Linked DNA regions of Homo sapiens: region 1 is linked to region 2. A link is a contact called in ENCODE Hi-C data. All regions are on one chromosome and are shown on one strand. The core of a region is the stretch at or near the end of the contact, and the rest is flanking DNA. Distances in the headings are between cores, read along the strand shown. Region 1 has its middle 61 kb from the start of ADCY9. Region 2 overlaps CREBBP (CREB binding lysine acetyltransferase).

Region 1 (3,233 bases), core at 34-2,533, 380 kb after region 2:
GCAGCCACAGTGATCTTTCTACAACACAGAGCTGATCATGTCTTGCTGCCCTCAGGATAAGGTCCGAAGTTCACATGTTCTACCAAGGCCCTTGACTCCTGAGACCACACGGACCTTCAAATCTTGTCTCTCTTCACCCTCACCCTTCTCTACATTCCTCTGACAATATTCCCCAAAGATGCAACAGACTTACTCCAGTCTGCCAAAGGAATTCCAGTTTCAAGGGCTAGCTCAAATGTCATCTTTTCAATTAAATCTAACCTGACTCACTCACTTCCCCTAGGATATTAGTTTCTCTTCCATACTTCAAACCACCTTAGTGCAGTATTGCATTCATTACCCTGACTTGTATTCATTTGCAGAGACTGAGAGACCATCATGGTGAGGGACAGATTTTGACTTCTCATAACCCTTTCTGTCCTTAGTTAGCACAGCAGAAGTCAGCGGTCCAAAAAAAAAAAAGTTTAAGCCTTGTGCGGTGGCTCATTCCTGTAATCCAAGCACTTTGGTTGGCCGAGGCAGGAGGATCGCTTGAGCCCAGGAGTTGGAGACCAGCCTGGGCAAGATGGTGAGACCCCACCTCTAAAAAAAAATTTTTTTTTTTTTTTAATTAGCCAGGTGTAATGGGACTGTAGTCCCAGCTTCTTGAAGAGGCTGAGGTGGGAGGATCGCTTGAGCCCATGATGGCATCACTTCACTCTAGCCTGGGTAACAAAACAAGACTCTGTCTCAAAAAAAAAAAAAAAAAAAAAAAAAGTTTACTTAAAGAATGAATGCTCTTAGACTAGGCGTGGTAGCTCACACCTGTAATCCCAGCACTTTGGGAGGTCGAGGCAGGTGGATCACCTGAGGTCAGGAGTTTGAGACCAGCCTGGCCAACATGGTGAAACCCCGTCTACTAAAAATATAAAAATTAGCTAGGCGTGGTGGCATGCACCTGTAATCCCAGCTACTCAGGTGGCTGAGGCAAGACAATTGCTTGAACCCGGAGGGTGCATGTTGCAGTGAGCCAAGATCGTGCAATTGCATTCCAGCCTGGGCAACAAGAACGAAACTCCATCTCAAAAAAAAAAAAAATTGAATACTCTTCCTTTATAAACACACAGTGAGCTCCTGGAAGAGCCCAGGTGAGACCTGGGTCATCTGATACCCAGATCAGGGCACTGCTTTCTGAAGCTGCTGATTCTGCCTGTTCTCCATGGCCATTCAGCTGGATGGCTCCTCACTGACCTGGACTTTGAAACATCAGTACGGTGACAGGCATTTGCAGAAGCAGGAACCCAAACTGCTGTCTCTAAGGAGAGCCTCTGTGCTTGTCCTAGGGAAGTGTTTTGATTCCCAAGGGCTTTGAGCTGCACTGTAGGCGGCCACAGAGCAGGTGAGTCATCCCAGCCCACACCCGTTCTCTGCGGAAGGGCCCTAGCATCTGTCTGTGTTGGGTGTTATGGGAAATAGGTGCTCTGAACTGACTGGGGTCCCAGGGAGGGAGGACTGCCACTATGGCCAAGGTTTCCCTCATCCCCAGTGGTGAAAGCAGGAGGAGTGATGGCCTTCGTCTATCAGAACAAACATAAAGGGACTTGGGAGCACAAGTGATGGCCTCAGAAAAGCTGCAGCATGTGATAAAAGTCTAGGGACACAGCTCACCACTCTGCTGGGCCCCATCTGGAGAGTCGAATATGTAGGGTCTGGGGGGCCTTTTACCTAAGCAGCCTGTTCCCCACTGCCTGCCCTCATTAGTGTCTCTTCACTTCCCCAAATTCAAAGCTCTCTTGCCAGACACAGTGGCTTATGCCTCCAATCCCAGCAGTCTGGGAGGCCAAGACGGGTGGATTACCTGAGGTCAGGAGTTCGAGAGCAGCCTGGCCAACATGGTGAAACCCTGTTTCCACTAAAAATACAAAAAGTAGCTGGGCATGGTGGCGTGTGCCTGTAGTCCCAGCTACTCAGGAGGCTGAGGCAGGAGAATCGCTTGAGCCTGGGAGGTGGAAGTTGCAGTGAGCCAAGATCATGCCACTGCACTCCAGCCTGGGTGACAGAGTGAGACCCTGTCTCAAAAAAAAAAAAACAAAACAAAAAAAAACCCAAAAACACAAATTTGAAACTCTCAAGGAAAACACAAGGAATTTCTCCCTAGGAGTGCCCTACCATCACGCTAGACTCAACCAGGACATTTATCATACAGCTGAATATTGTTTTTAAGCAAAGTTAACATGTAAAGTAGAGGAAGATATCTTCACTATACAAACCCTTTTCCCCATAAAGGGCTCCCCTGATGCGTGCATTCACTGGCGGCTTGCTAGTTTAAGGTCCTGGAAAGATTCAAGTACTATTGCAGAATAATCCCTGTCCCCCACAACAAAGAAAATAAATCACATGCCCAAATTACTGTAACACAAGGAGTAACGTAAGAAATCCTTCAGGGAAGGGTAACAAAGGTAAGTTTGGGAATCTGGAGGCAAATGAGATCCAAGGGACACAATGGGGGAGGTGGCACTGGAACTGGGCTTGGATGTTGCCATTCAGAAACCGGTGAAACGGCCTCCCAGATGGAGGAGCCATCAGCAGCAAAGGAATAGATGGATGGAATGACAGACGATGGATGGAATGAAATGTTAGGCACTCCACGTGGAAACCCACAAGGGTGAGCTGAAACAGCACCTTCCACACACTCGAGCCCCGGGGATACAAGTAACGGCACAAGGAAAAGGCTCTGACTTGCAAAGGTATAAGATAAACCCAAATACTGCAGCAGCAGGGTTTATTCTTTCTTTTTTTTTTTTCAAGACGGGGTCTTGCTATGTCGCCCAGGCTGGAGCGCAGTGGCCTGATCACGGCTCACTGCAGCCTCAACCACTGCACCCGGCCACGCCCTGCTAATCTGTTTTTAATTTTTTGTAGAGATGGGGGTCTCACTGTTGCCCAGGCACAGGGTTTATTCTGAGTGTGAAGGGTGTTAGAATGGACTTTGGGATTAGACCAGAGTTCAAATGCCAGCTCTCCTCTTAACAGCTGTGTAATATTCCACATGTTCCCTAACCAGCCTTAGTTTTCTCAGCTGTGAGCTCTCTGACTTTTTTACCTAATAAATTGCTATGAAATTAAATGAAATCTAGATATGAAGCATCTGGCACAGCATGTCAGGCACATAGCATGTGATCAATACATATCAGGTTCCTTTTCCATGCTTGAGGGGCTTAGATTATGAACAACAACTGAAAGACTTCATGGGA
Region 2 (3,554 bases), core at 1-2,500:
CAGGACAGTCATGTCGTGTGCAGTTCTTCCAATGAGAGATGATTTGTCGTGAAGATGCACAATGGGCAACTATGACCAGAAAAACAACGAGATGTTATTTTTCTATCCAAATCGTCACACTTTCAATTATACCTAAATTATAATGCCAGATTCCATAAGAAAATGGTAACAAGTGTAACCATAACACAGTATAGGCAGTCCTCAACTTACAAACAGGCTGTTTTCCAAAAAGTTTGTAAGTTGACTGTTGAGAAATCCAAACAAAACTTCCCCTAGAAGCAATGTTATGAAGGATGGGTGATAAAGGGCAGCCCACAAAACAAAACAAAAACTATTCAACCTGGAATAGCGAACAACTGCAATGAAAGGTAGAACAAATAATAGTTCTGTGATGTCACTATTTAAAATAAAAATGTTCAATTATGTTTCAAGATGAAACCACCTAAATACTACAGTGAAGAAATACAGATAGAGAAGCAAATGAGAAGTCTGTAGAGATTCTGAAAGGGACTCTGGGCACTTGGTGAAGAAGTACTCGAGAGGCTAACTGACCCTGGTTATTCCGTCTTCATCTTCTAAAGGTCTAACCTTACCCTTCTCTGCTTCTCTGTTACAACAGGGTTACTCTGGGGACTCACAAATGTCACAACGGGAGACGGGGAGACCAGGGGGAGATTCCCCTAAGTTTATGAGCATAAGCAGAGAAGGAAAGAGAATAAAGATTAAAGGAAAGTACAGCTGTTAATAAGAAACACTTCCTTCGGTAGAAATGAGGTGTCTGCGGTAAAAGGGGAGACAGAGGGCACGTGAAGTGCCTAGTTCACCACCCCCCCTGGGATGATACAGTGCATAGTTCCCCATGTCACTGCCAGTCACCCAGGACAACTTCGCTGTCATCCGCACTTGCCTCAAGACACAGGACAGAGGAGCAAGGCCGCAGGCCACCAAGACAGATGTTGGGATGCAGGAAGGGCGTGTGCCTGCACGTGCCTGTGCTATGTTCATTGCCCCAAAAGAAAACCACAATCTAGACATTCACAACAAAGACAGTGCTCAAGAAGTGACCAATGTCTTCCGTGACAGAGGAAGGAGGAAAAGAACAAATACGGGGCACAGCTTCAAGCAGCAGAAGTTCACAGAGTATCAGAAAACCAAATCGCCTTTCTCTTCAGCAGATAAGACTTCCTGGAGCACCTGACTGTCGTCGCGTGGGGAACGTGAGCGCAACATGTCTTGCCACACCCAATGGAAGGCAGCACTCAGGCTGCCGGAGCCTTATGAACCAGAGAGCTGCTGTAAGAACAATAAAGGCAAATTCTTCCTGACCTCTACCACTAGGAGTTCCAAAAACAGCACTTACCTTGGCAGGCTTTCCCAGCCTGACAATGCGTCATGTGATTCAAAACGTTTTTCATGGTTCGACAATGCGGGAGCGAGCAGGCCCGAACCTCTCCGTTTGCTTGCTCTCGTCTCTGACACTTATGAGCATGAAGCAGTAGAACCAGCTGCTGCTGTATCAGTTTGCGTTTTTCAGGATCTGCAGTGGGGCCTGTTGCAATTGCTTGTGTGGGTACAATTCCCACTGATGTTTGCATCTGAGACTAAAATAAAGCAAAATAATAAAAATACTTTAACCTCTCAGAGTTCCAAGTCATATTCATTAATTATTTCTCAAACAAAAGCAAAAGCTGATGGATAATACCGACCACAGAGAGAAGGCTGGTGTAGTTCTCTAACCCACTGATGACTTTAAGAAGATCCAGCAGCACAGAAATCAACCCAACTCAGCAGCAAGGCTGATTCAAGTTCACTTGTATACAATTATCATCCAAGCAAGACAATGGCTGGCTCTTCACTGTAGCAACCAAAATCCAACTCACTCTACAATATACACAACTACAGGAAAAGCTGTGTACTATACCAGCTGGACCATATGAAACTGCTGTTTCTGTAGGTCCCAAATGGCCAAACACTGGCAATTTCATAGGGTACAACCTAATTAAAAAGATTGCCAAGGCCTGGCCGAGCGCGTTGGCTCACGCCTGTAATCTCAGCACTCTGGGAGGCCGAGGCAGGCGGATCACGAGGTCAGGAGATCGGGACCACCCTGGCTAACACGATGAGACCTCATCTCTACTAAAAAACAGAAAAAATTAGGACTATAGGCGTGGTGGCGGGTGCCTGTAGTCCCACCTACTCGGGAGGCTGAGGCAGGAGAATGGTGTGAACCCGGGAGGCGGAGCTTGCAGTGAGCTGAGATGGCGCCACCGCACTCCAGCCTGGGCGACAGATCGAGACTCCGTCTCAAAAAAAAAAAAAAAAAAAAAAAAAAAAAAAAAAGATTTGCCAAGGCCTGACCAATTGCAATGTACTACAAACATTTGATGTAGCAAAAAGAATCAGAGCCACCTTTTGGATTTCATTATCACATGACTAGAAGGACAATGCGTGCAGCTTGATTTCACAGCAACCATTACCTCTCCTAAAAGAATAATGACAGTTAGCCTTAATACAACCACCCAGTGCAATGGGAAATGCATTCTTGTCCTATGCTTTGTTTTTCATTACAATTTCCACTCAGACAGCTGACAATTTTTAAAGATTTGGTGATCTGCTAAAAATACAGAAAGGGTTTGCTTTCAGTTGCCTGAAATAACAAGCCAGACCAAACAAACCTTTTAACAGCAAGGCAAATGGAAAAGGGGACCCATAGAGTCTTCTTCTTTACAAACTATAAGCATTCTTCAGATAAACTTACTGAAAAAGACTTAGGCAGTAAGAGAAGTGTTCCTAATGTGCAACAGTATCATCCACAGTTCCGGGATTTCCAATTTTCTCTAGTACTCTGATATTTCCAGCTTGCTTCCACGACCCTCATTACCTCCCCTAAAGTACGCCACTCGGATTTTTTAAAAATGTATGAATCAAAACTGTATATTCACAAAGAGGAGAGAAAACTATACAAATAATTTTTAATGAATCAAAGCTCACTTTTAAAAGTTTATAGAGTTTTCTGTTTTGATTTTACCTTTATGAGAACTAGAAAATAAGTACGTAGAAAAGCTGGGTGGCTGGGCTTGGGAGCAAAACTCTTGGAAGTCTGAGAAGGACCCAAAGCAATTCTGAGAAGGACCCAAAGCAAAATCAGCATCCTAGCTGAGAAGCAGAACACCATGAATGCAGGGCTCAACTCCTAAGAGAAAATAGCCTCTTATGTTTATTTTTTCCTGATTATAAAAGTATATATATACACTGCAGGAAATTTGGAAAGCTAGAGAACTACTACAGAAATAATTAACAACAATTAAAATCCCATTATCCAGGAGTCCACTACTAAAGCGTTGATAGGTTTTTTTCCCTTCTTTTTTCTATATAAATGTTTACGTATGAACCATAATCAATAGAGCCTCGTATCTCCCCTGCAACACACATGTTTTGCTTAGTGTTTTTTCCATGTTCTGCCCCATACCACTAAACTGTCTCAGATAGTGGGCTGGAATGACTTGTAATGAACAGCATGTTACTCTTTTAACTTTATACTCATTTAACTAGTT

The links. A loop is a pair of places that touch in the nucleus more often than their neighbours do. Pooled maps may share reads with other maps.
Region 1: a loop to region 2 is called in a map of right cardiac atrium, with 4 times the contacts of the local background. The contact joins two enhancer-like sites. A Hi-C loop is called at or near these places in 1 of 168 maps with a recorded cell type or tissue (right cardiac atrium), 5 of 37 single-sample maps with no recorded cell type and 7 of 50 pooled maps.

What each region holds. Positions count from the first base shown.
Region 1 is chr16:4,175,813-4,179,045 of GRCh38, forward strand. No RefSeq gene overlaps it. Among named protein-coding and RNA genes, the nearest start is that of ADCY9, 61 kb to the left of the region's middle. Within about 2 kb of position 1,284, at least 4 of the 41 ENCODE cell types and tissues checked have a DNase peak (open chromatin) inside an H3K27ac peak, as active enhancers do.
Region 2 is chr16:3,792,026-3,795,579 of GRCh38, forward strand. It overlaps CREBBP (CREB binding lysine acetyltransferase), which reads right to left. Exons shown (of 31, transcript NM_004380.3): 4 at 1,361-1,601; 5 at 1-69. Among named protein-coding and RNA genes, the nearest start is that of TRAP1, 76 kb to the left of the region's middle. Within about 2 kb of position 1,251, at least 9 of the 41 ENCODE cell types and tissues checked have a DNase peak (open chromatin) inside an H3K27ac peak, as active enhancers do.